Regions from separate parts of the Homo sapiens genome. Here region 1 is linked to region 2. Evidence: chromatin loops called from intact Hi-C (ENCODE). Cell type or tissue: heart right ventricle. All regions are shown on one strand. Links, peaks and the distances in the headings refer to the core of each region. The heading gives the core; the rest is flanking DNA.

Region 1 (5,711 bases), core at 930-4,929, 95 kb after region 2:
GGGCTCCAGTGGGAGCTCTCTTCCTGGCTCACCAACGGCCACTATCTTACATGGTGGTGAGAGATGAGGACATCAATCCTATTGGGTCAGGACTTCACCTGTTGACGTCGTTTAACCTTAATTAGTTTCATCAAGGCCCTGTCTCCAAGTACAGTCACATTGTGGGTGAGGGTTTCAACACTGGGATTTGGGGAGACACATAATGAAAGTCCACGGCAATAGCCCTCTACCCGTGTAACTACCATCCAGATGGAGATGGACAGTGTCTCCCATGCCCCAGAGGCTCTCTCGTGCCCTACAAAGTGCCCACCATTCTAGCATCTTTCCCATCGGTCTGTGGTGTCTGGTGTGGGACCTCATATGAAGGGGGCCACACAGCACACTCCCTGTACCCCCAAATGGTGTTTTGCTCAACATCACATTGGTGAGGTCTCCCCGTGGTGTTGCGTGATCACCGGTTCTTTCCTTTTGTCTGCTGCATATTACTGCGTGCTGTCCATGGCCTCTGTCTTAGAGAGAGGGCTTGAGCCCCTGGGCTATGCAGGACACTGTCCCAGGCACCAGGGTGAGGAGGGTGGCTGGGAGGGTGAGTTTGGGTGTGGGGGGGGTCAGATCCCTTGAGGGGGATTCCCAACCCGACAAGGGGTGGGGTGGGTGTGTACACAGAGGGCCTTGTGTGTGAGGGAAGGTACTTCACGGTGCTATTCAAAAATTAAGGAGACTGGCCAGTGCGGTGGCTCATGCCTGTAATCCCAGCCTCCTTTGGCCGAGGCAGGAGAATCGCTTGAGTCCAGGAGTTCAAGACCAGCCTTGGCAACTGGCAAAACCCCATCTCCACGAAAAATACAAAAAGTTAGCTGGGTGTGGTGGTGCATGCCTGTATTCCCAGTTACTTGTGAGGCTGAGGTGGGAGGATTGCTTGAGCCCAGGAGGTTGAGGCTGCAGTGAGCTGTGGTCACACCACTGCACTCCAGCCTGGGTGACAGAGCAAGACCCTGTCTCAAAAATTAAGGAGATTATTTGTCTGCAGGACCTGGTGCCCAGCCAGCCTTCCACCAATGCCAACCCTGAGTGTTAGGGTTGAGCTGGGAGCGTCAGTGGTGTGGTTTGTCTGAGGAAATATAGAACCGTAGACACAAGGGGAAACTTGGCAGGGGCAGTGGGACGTACCCACGACAGGGCCACGATCATCTGAGAAACCTACTGGGCTTCACCCAGAGACAGGATGGGCTCTGGGACCTCTCGGTCCCTTGGTGATGTTCTTTTTGGGGGAGTCATCCCGAAGACCCCCGGGGATCTGAACAGACGATTTCTGAGCAGGGATGTCTTGTGGCATGGCACGGACGCGATCATTCTGCCTCCGGAATGTGAGAGGGTGGAAGAGGCTGTGTGCACGTCATAACAGTGCCCAGTCAGACAGTGGCCAGCCCTGTCCTCCCCACACTGCACGGCCCACTGTCCCTCCCCTGCCCACAGGCCCCTCGGTGAGGCCAGGGTGCTTCTGGGGCCGCGGGAAGTTCTAGGCCACTCTTGTAAGGACGGATGCCTATCAGACCCAGAGCGTGTTTCCTGCCGTTTGTCTTTGGCCAGCACTGGCAGGGCCCCTCCCCATCTTCCCTGGAAAGCATCAGAGCGTTCCCCGCACAAGCCTGTGGATTTCCCCAACGCTCAGAGCACAGCCTTCCCCGTGAGTCAGGTGCCGGTCCAAGGGCTTCCCCACGGTCACTCCCTCAGTCTCACAGCAGCCCTGCTGCCGTGATCCCATTTTACAGAAAGGGAGACCGAGGCTGGGGCTGGAGGAGGCTGGCCGAGGGCACATGCTGGCAGCCTGGGGCCCAAGCCGGGGAGCCTGCTCTTCACAGCCCAGGAGCCGCAGGAAGGGCCTGGGGATTCCGCTCACCACCTCTACCTGGCCCCTGGAGAAAGCCTATGGTGCGGCCTCCAGTTTTCCTGCCCCTGGGAACTCCGGAGGGAGGCAGAGGGCAACTGTGACCCAAGAGGGACCTTTGATCCAGCCCCTAGAGTAGAGTGTGCCTAAGGCTCTGAGCCGGACAGCCTGTGTTCAAATCCCAGCCCCGCCACTTGCTTGTCCTGTGACCTGGGGCAAGTCACTTAACCTCACTGTGCCACAGTTTCCTCCTCTGCAAAAATATTGAATTCCAGCTCTTCCCTCCTGGGGTGTTGGGGAGATGGGGTGAGGAGTGCAGTGAAGGCACAGACCAGGGATGGTGTGTGGTAAAAACTGGGAAACGCAAGCCGTCTCTGGGACAGGCTGGCTTTACACATTTGAGAAATGGCTTAAAAGGGGGTCCTGGCAGCTTTTCAGCGCTAAGGTGTTGTGATCTAGGGGCCCTAACAGTGTTCAGAGCTGTGTTGGTGGAAGGGGGGCCACGGGGCTGACAGCCAGCCAGGGCAAAGGTACTGTGTGGAAGGGCATCTTGTAGCTCCCTTCTGCAGAATCGCTGGGATTCTGGAGCTCTCTAGACTCTCTGTGCACGGGAGAGGCCTGGGATAGCCATCTTTCCCGCTTCCCACAGCACACAACCTTCCCCCCTGACCTGTCAGTGGCGGTGTTCAGGGACTCACGTGGGCCTTGGAAGAGGATCAGTCCCGAGGCCTCACGTCGTGGTTCCCTCTGACGGTTGTTTTTGGGTCTGTCCTCAGGGGGAACTGGATTGGAGAAGCCCCCTACAAGAATGGCCGGCCCTGCTCTGAGTGCCCACCCAGCTATGGAGGCAGCTGCAGGAACAACTTGTGTTACCGAGGTAGGAAATTTACTCCCAACACTTTTGCAATGAATTTGCCCTCAGTCTGAGTCATGCGACAGCGTTACATGAAACAGGGGAATTAAAGAAGTCAGTCACCCCTCCTGGCCCTATTTAAGACGCTCTCAGCACATTCCTCCCGCCTCCGTGATGAGCTGAGCCTCATCTCCAGGGTCTAGGCTCAGCTTCCAGGCCCCTGGAGAGCCCCACTGCCCCGAGACATGGCTTCCCATGGGCATCTCCTGTGCCGGGCTCTGCAGATGCTGGACACAGCATTAAATGCAGACGCACTGCTCACCCTCGTTAGCATTCACAGTTTCATATAAAATAGGCCACGGGCTGGACATCGTGGCTCACACCTGTAATCCCAGCACTTTGGGAGGCTGAGGCAGGAGGACCATATGAGGCCATGTATTAGGGTTCTCTAGAGGGACAGAACTAATAGGATATATATAAATATGTATATATGAGTTTATTAAGGAGTATTAAACTCACGTGATCACAAGATCCCACAATAGGCCATCTGCAAGTTGAGGAACAAGAAAGCCAGTCTGAGTCTGGAGGTGGAACAACTTCAAGCCCGATGTTTGAGGGCAGGAAGCATCCAGCACGGGAGAAAGATGGAGGCTGCTCCCAGTCTCCACCTAAGTCAGTCTAGTCTTTTCACATTTTTCTGCCTGCTTTATATCCTAGCTGCACTGGCAGCTGATTAGTTGGTGCCCACCCAGATTACGGGTGGGTCTGCCTCTCCCAGCCCACTGACTCAAATGTTAATCTCCTTTGGCAACACCCTCACAGACACACCCAGGATCAGTGCTTTGCATCCTTCACTCCAATCAAGTTGACACTCAGTATTAACTATCACAAGTCCACCCCTTGTCAACTTGAACCCATACACATCTCCTGAGATCATACATAATCTTCAAATAAAGACAATAATAAGATCATAATTACACTAACATAATACAACCATCCTTCGTAAAACTGGAAACTCACCAATCCCCAACCCAAATACTATGACATAAAGTTAACAATACTTAAATGCTGATATGAAGTTAATAAATCTTATGTCCCATGATGAAGGAAAAAGGAAATAACATGAAGATATTTTCTTAGTACAAGTGTATACATGCACAAGCAAGTTTTTAACAAAAGAAGGAGGAAATACTCATAACAATTACAGTCCTCATATCTGCAACTGGTCACGTGGTTATAGCTGGTATTGATGACTACCTTCTTCTACTGCCCATTCTGTATTCCCTTTGCCTTCAGCAAGCACCTCAGCAGGTCATGGTTTTTTTCCTGGTGGAGTGACCCAAACCTTCATTCCTAAAGGGTCTGGACCATTTGTAGTCCTGCCTGGATTAGGCTGTTGTAGTTTCCCATTGACCTTAATCACAGGGCATGGTAATACTAAGAGATGCCCTAAGGGAGCTCCTGTATTCCACGCATACTCTTCCTTACCTCCACTGTGGAGCGGTAGACTGATTTCATCTTGATGATCCATGTCACTCACCCCAGCCAACACTGTAACTCCCTTCTTAGCCTGTTGACTTAAGGGGAGGAGGAGCCCAAAGTGTCCAGGTGGCAACCTTAACTTCCAGTTTAATGGGATTGCTGCTATGTCTCCTGGTGGCAGCGTTCCTCCCTCTGGAACTAAGACCTCTAGGCCAGCAGAATGTAATGTCACAGGAACAGGAAGCAAAAATTTTGCTAGTGGGTCACTAGGGGTGAGGGTGAGTGATGCCATTTCCACTTCCACCCCTTAATTCCTGAACTCGTGAATATTGGCTATGGGAGAAACAATCCCACATATTGGATGCTGATTGAGGGCATACATGGCCTTCTGGAGAACTTTGCCCCAGCCCTGCCAAGTATTGTCACCTAGTTGGCATTGTAATTGTGACTTCAAAAGGCCATTCCACTGTTCTATCAATCCAGCTGCTTCAGAATGTTGGGGAACATGGTAAAACCAGTGAATTCCATGAGCATGAGCCCACTGCCACACTTTTTTAGCCATAAATTGAGTGCCTTGGTCAGAAGCCATGCTGTGTGGAATACTATGACGGTGGATATGGCATTCTGTGAGTCCACGGATGGTAGTCTTGGCAGAAGCATTGCACGCAAAATGGGTAAACCTGTATCCAGAGTAAGCATGTGTTCCAGTGAGGACAAACCTCTGCACTTTCTGTGATGGAAGAGGTCCAATGTAATTAACCTGCCACCAGGTAGCTGGCTGATCACCCCGAGGAATGGTGCCATATCGAGGGCTCAGTGTTGGTCTTTGCTGCTGGCAAATTGGGCACTCAGCAGTGGCCATAGCCAGGTCAGCCTTGGTGGGTGGAGGTCCATGTTGCTGAGCCCATGCATAACCTCCACTCCTGCCAACACGGCTACTTTGTTCATGGGCCCATTGGGCGATGACAGAGGTGACTGAGGAAAGAGATTGAGTGGTGTCCACAGAATGAGTCGTCCTATGTACTTGACTAATAAATCCTCCTCTGCTGAGGTCACCTTTTGGTGAGCATTGACATGGGATACAAACATCTTCACAGTTCGTGACCACTCAGAGAGATCCATCCACATCCCTCTTTCCCAAATTTCTCTGTCGCCAATTTCCCAGTCATGCTTCTTCCAAGTCCCTGACCATCCAGCCAAACCACTGGCTACAGCCCATGAATCAGTATATAATCGCACATCTGGCCATTTCTCCTTCCATGCAAAGTGTACAGCCAGGTGCACTGCTCGAAGTCCTGCCCACTGGGAAGATTTCCCTTCACTGCCATCCCTCAAGCATGTCCTAGAAAGGGGCTGTACTGCCGCAGCTGTCCACTATCAGGTAGTGCCTGCGTATCATGCAGAATCATCTGTGAACCAGGCCCTAGTCTTTTTTCATCTGTCAACTGATCATAGGGAACTCCCCATGAGGCCATTGGTACAGGCTGG
Region 2 (5,414 bases), core at 1-4,000:
TTATTATACTTTATTTTTAAATGAATTTTTGATTTTTGTTGGTACATAGTAGGTGTATCTATTTGTGGGTTATATGATTAGTATACAATTTAAAAGTAAAGGAGACAGTGTGGATTGGCTGCAGATTATGGAGTTGAGGCCCTGGCTATGCTACCTGGCTCCTGTGTGATCACAGGTGAGTTAGTCAGTCTTTGGGAGCCTCATTTTCCTTATTGGTGAAAGGGTCAAAGTGGTGGTACTCCTAGATTACTAAGGATTAAGTCCAGCCAATTAACATTTGTCAATTGTAAAGAACGTGCTAAGTGTAGAAGGGTTTATAAATTGTAGCCATCACCATTAGAAGATTCATAGTGGGACAGGGGGAGACCTTGTCTTGTTTTCAAGCATTTCTGATGGTTAATTCTATAAAGATGGCATTCACAGCTGTTTTAATACACAGAAAGAGTGATGTCCACTCAGGGTGAACCTGAGGCTGAGCAGCGTGTTTGTAAATGGAATAAGGGAATTACAGTTTATAAAACAGTTGCTAAATTGGATTTCTAGTGGACGGTTTAATTTGTAGGAGACCGCTGTCTCTGAAAGGAGTATTTTTACTCACTGAACAGCCATTGAACACACACAGTGATGTGTAGGGTCAGCATTAGATGCTGGGGATGCAGAGAGGAATGAGACGTGGGTTCTGCAAGATATCTTTCTATCTAGTGTCTGAGGCGCCTTGCTGCTGATGAGACACACCTGGCTAATGGTGTTTAAGGAAGAAAGGCTGTATCTCTCAAATCTATTCTCTAATAATGATACTGTGTTAACATTTTTTTGTTTCTCATTAAAATAGGTAGTTCTTGTGTTCCCTAATTCTGTTCCCCCCAGGAAGATTAAATGTTGCTATTTGAGGGAAAAGATTAGTTTCAAAAATGTTCTAATTGAATAATGTACTTGATGTTGAACTGAATGAAGCCTTAACAGTATGCATTTTCTTTGGCTGTGTGTTTTACTGAAGGGATTTTAAATGCTGTCCCAGAGTAGAGCATGTGAAATGATTTGAATGTTCTTCACTAGATGTCATCAATTTCTGAAATATGCTTCTTCACTCTTTCAGAGTTGCTGGAGAATGTAACCCTAATCCATAAACCAGTGTCGTTGCAACCCCGTGGGCTGATCAATAAAGGGAACTGGTGCTACATTAATGCTGTATCCTTCCTGGACGCCGTCCGCAAGGCCAGCTTGTTGCAGCTGTCCCTCCTTTGGGTGCATGTGACTTAGCTCAGCTTCCGTGGGCCATCTAGCTCTCCATTTGAATCCCTAAGTCTGGTTTATTACTTGGTCTGCCTACCTTGCTTATAAACAGGATTATTCCTGACCCCAGTCCATCTCCCTCTAAAAGAGAGGATATGTTGGCACGTGAATGAGGGCTGCAGACAAGCTGGCTCTCATTAGAATAGTCACAAATAATAGGGCAGAGCAACCACTTACAACTGGAAATTTGGTTTTAACTGATTGAACTGTCTTGGTTAGGTCAAGTTCTTGAATACAAACGACTGACTGCTTCGTAGATCCTTATATGGACATCACAGGACACTTACCCTAGTAACTATTTGGTTTATTCCTTTTCGTGGTGACATATCTAAGTAGTTCAACGTCCTTAGCTTCCTTGTGTTTTTATAAACATTCTTGTGCTTCATGTGCCTTCAGGAAATGTGGTGTGTCTGTTCATTTCCTTTACGCTTCCTTACTGCCACTACATAGACACTGCAGGCATTGGTTGCTTGCCCGCCGATGTACCACCTGATGAAGTTCATTCCTCTGTATTCCAAAGTGCAAAGGCCTTGTACGTCAACACCCATGATAGACAGCTTGTAAGTAAGGTGGTGAAAGATGTGTTAAGTGGTGGGGTTTTTCCCGTCTGATAATTAGAATTGAAATAGTTTAGTAAAGCTCTTGATTTCCTGCAAATGAGTCCTATAATTCTGTCTTTTTTTAAAAATAGACTGTTGGCGATTTTATATGGAAGTTAACCAGAAATGGAATTGGAGCATTGATGATCTGTGTTCTTTAGATTCAGTAGAAAATATTTTAGCGTTTACCAGCATATATCACTTGAAATAGACCAAAAATGCATATAGAAGAGACTTGAGTTCACTAGCTGTTACAGCATTGGTTACCTAAAATCTACTATACTCGTATAGCTGATATTCTACTTAGCCATCAAAGCTCTTTAGTAAAAGTATATATTGTTTAAAACTGCACTATTTAACATTTTTTCCCCATGTTTAGTGTTCGGCTAATGAATGAGTTCACTAATATGCCAGTACCTCCAAAACCCCGACAAGGTTAGTAAAAATGAGTTTTGTTGATGCTATTACATATTGGGAGTTATGGAGACAGATGACTTAAATTTGGTAAATTCAGTCTTGTTGGGAAGATAGTGTCTTTACACCTATGCCATTCTCAACATTCAGCCAGGTGGGAGGTGGGGGAGTTTTGATGATGTTGCTTTTTTCATCATTTATGAGTTCATTGTAGTTAGGAAAACCTGTGTCCTCTTTCCATTGCAGCTCTTGGAGATAAAATCGTGAGGGATATTCGCCCTGGAGCTGCCTTTGAGCCCACATATATTTACAGACTCCTGACAGTTAACAAGTCAAGCCTGTCTGAAAAGGTTTGAGACTTCTCTGTTGTCACTAGTATCAAGTGTTGCCTTTTGTTCCAGTGTTTGTGTGGTAACTGTTGCTTATTGATATTTGCCCTCTGTCTCCAGCGCTATAAGTAGATGTAGGTTTATAAGAGTCCATTGCTTGGATGATATGGTGCACCAAGCACTGCTCTCAGTACTTTACATATATTAACTTAGTTGACTCTGAATAAAGTATGATTATGGTCTCCTTGTTACGGTTAAGAGAAGTGAAGCCACTGTCTGAGGTCAGGTAGCTAATGTACATGGCAGAACCCAGCTTTCAAGTCAGTTCTCTTAACCACTGCACTATATGCCACTGGGGTAGAATGGAGTGCACTGGGCCTGGAATGATGGCAGTATTCAGAAGAGCTTATGTCTTCATCATACTTACAGGCTTTAGTAGCTATTTGATGTACTTGATTCCTTTACCTAATTTTTTTTTAATCACATACTTTGTTACTAAAGGCATGAGACCAAGGGGCCAGGGAGCCCTTATAAAAGGCCCTGGGGCTGTTGAGAGTGACTTGGGCCGCCCTTAGCACCGTTAACTGGAGCATTTCTTTCCTCCCAGATTGAGTTTGTGATGAATCAGTACAAGCAGTTGAAATGATGCTTAGGGAAATGTATTCAGAGAGAAAAATAGTTGAGAAAATGCCATTTAAGTCAAGTTTACTTGAAGCTTCATTGCTTTGAAGAAGAGTGAATGTCGAGGGCATCGTTGCAGGATACCACCAGGGGTAGCATAGGGTCTTAAGCTTTTTAAATGCTTATAATGCAGCTTTTGGTATTGGCTTGGAATTTGCACTTCCCAAGTAATGGGAACATGGTGTTAGGGATGCAGAAATGGAATGAAGTGCGCCCTCTGCCCTCAGTGAGGGAATGAGTTAATGAATAGTCAACAAGAGAAGCACAAAGATACAGAGATGCCTTAGAACCCAGAGGGGCCCACCTAGCACAGGTGGAGGCAAAATAAAGTGGGTGCTCAGGAACCCCTCTTGGATCGTGCACAGAGATAATGCTATGAACAAAAGCATCTTCTAAAGGTTACATTAATAGGGGATGTGTTGGGCTCCCCAAGACCACCCTGAGGTTGGGTGATTCACTGGAAGAACTCAGAAAATGCAGAAGCTGGTATACCCGTGGCTATGGTTGCTGACAGCAAAAGCATGCGGAGCAGAGTCAGGAAGGGAAAGGACAGGTGAGGCAGGGCCTAAAGGAAACTTCCAGACTCCTCTCCCAGTGGGGCCACAAGGCTACGCGTAACTACTCCAGCACCAGACTGTGACCACACGTGAAATGCTGCCAACCAGGGAAGGTCATTACAGACTCCGTGTCCAGAGTTTTTACTGAGGGCTGGTCCCATAGGTACCATCTGCCTGGCTTGAACCAAAAGTCCAAACTCCCAAAACAAAAGCAAAGTGTTCAGCAGAAAGCACATTGCTTGCGCAAACGGTTTAGGCAGAATCCCGTATCAGTTATTGGACCGATGGGAACCTTTCTGAAATCCAAATTCCCAGACACCAGCCAAGGGGCAACCTTGCAAGCAGGCCTTTCCAAGGAGAGCCACCCAGGCCTGCTATGAAAAGTCTTCAGCACACTTTGGCTGTGCCAGTTTTTGCCCTTTTCTGCACACGTGCAGAGCATGCACTCACGTGAACAGCTGCTGTCCACGTCTACTATCTGGAGAGGGCAAGTAAACTTTGCAGTTTACCTAGATGCTTCAAACAGAACAATTTGCAGGGCCTTGGAATAGGCAGTTGTGCTGTGAAGAATGAAATATGAACTGATGATAAGTAACAGAATCAAACACTCGTGATGTGGGATTATTAAACTCTTGGGTGACTCGTCTGTGAATGATTTTGCTGATGTATGTGTAACACAGCTAACGCTCTAAATCAGTGGAGTTTTTCCACATGTAGTTTGAGTTCTTTCCCATGTAGTTGTCCATCATCAAAGACAGACAGAAGCAGACATAGGGCTGCTTAGCTCATTGCTCGAGTGGTGACCCTTGCAGTTGAACAGTGAACTGGCCCTAGACATCTAGTTCTTCGTCTTCTATTTTGTTTACCCAAGACAGAAACTTTTTTTTAAATAACTTTTTTGTGATAAAGGTAATGTGGCCAGGTGTGGTGGCTCATGCCTGTAATCCCAGCACTTTGGGAAGCCAAGGCAGGCAGGTCACCTGAGGTCAGGAGTTTGAGACCAGCCTGGCCGACATGGTGAAACCCCGTCTCTACTAAAAATACAAAGATTAGCCAGGCATGGTGGCACACACCTGGAGTCCCAGCTACTCGGGAGGCTGAGGCAGGAGAATCGCTTGAACCCGGGAGCTGGAGGTTGCACTGAGCTGAGATTGCACCACTGCACTCCAGCCTGGGTGACGGAATGAGACTTTGTCTCAAAAAAAAAAAAAAGTATATTTATTGAAGAAAATTTCAAAAATACAGAAAGTATAAATAATAAAAATCCCCATTAGTCCACCCATTTAGAGATATGTGTTTAGTCAGTTTCTCCTTTTCCTCCTACTCTTGGGATTTCAGCTATGCAAGGGAAACCCATGTCATCATGTCATTGTTTGGAAATACTTTACATCTTCCATTTCAGAGGAGGCATGGTTGGACTTTGCAAGTACTGCATGTCCTGCAGGCCTTTGACAGTGATCAGTTCACAGTAACGTGATTATATTTGACCTTTTCAGGGTCGACAAGAAGATGCTGAGGAATACTTAGGCTTCATTCTAAAT

Evidence for each region. A loop is a pair of places that touch in the nucleus more often than their neighbours do. Peaks named below come from ENCODE experiments on the same cell type or tissue, not always from the same donor. Only the 100,000 strongest peaks of a DNase experiment are listed, where the experiment ranks them.
Region 1: a loop joins it to region 2, with 2.1 times the contacts of the local background. A loop is called at or near these places in 2 of 110 quality-filtered maps.

The regions. Positions count from the first base shown.
Region 1 is chr16:84,852,065-84,857,775 of GRCh38, forward strand. It overlaps CRISPLD2 (cysteine rich secretory protein LCCL domain containing 2), which reads left to right. Exons shown (of 15, transcript NM_031476.4): 6 at 2,665-2,765. Among named protein-coding and RNA genes, the nearest start is that of CRISPLD2, 35 kb to the left of the region's middle. In heart right ventricle, for the core only: no CTCF peak of the experiment used is centred there; no DNase peak of the experiment used is centred there.
Region 2 is chr16:84,757,620-84,763,033 of GRCh38, forward strand. It overlaps USP10 (ubiquitin specific peptidase 10), which reads left to right. Exons shown (of 14, transcript NM_005153.3): 5 at 1,097-1,188; 6 at 1,744-1,853; 7 at 2,272-2,327; 8 at 2,553-2,656; 9 at 5,370-5,414. Among named protein-coding and RNA genes, the nearest start is that of CRISPLD2, 60 kb to the right of the region's middle. RefSeq lists a silencer at 3,304-3,598. In heart right ventricle, for the core only: no CTCF peak of the experiment used is centred there; DNase peaks (open chromatin) are centred at 1,222 and 1,772.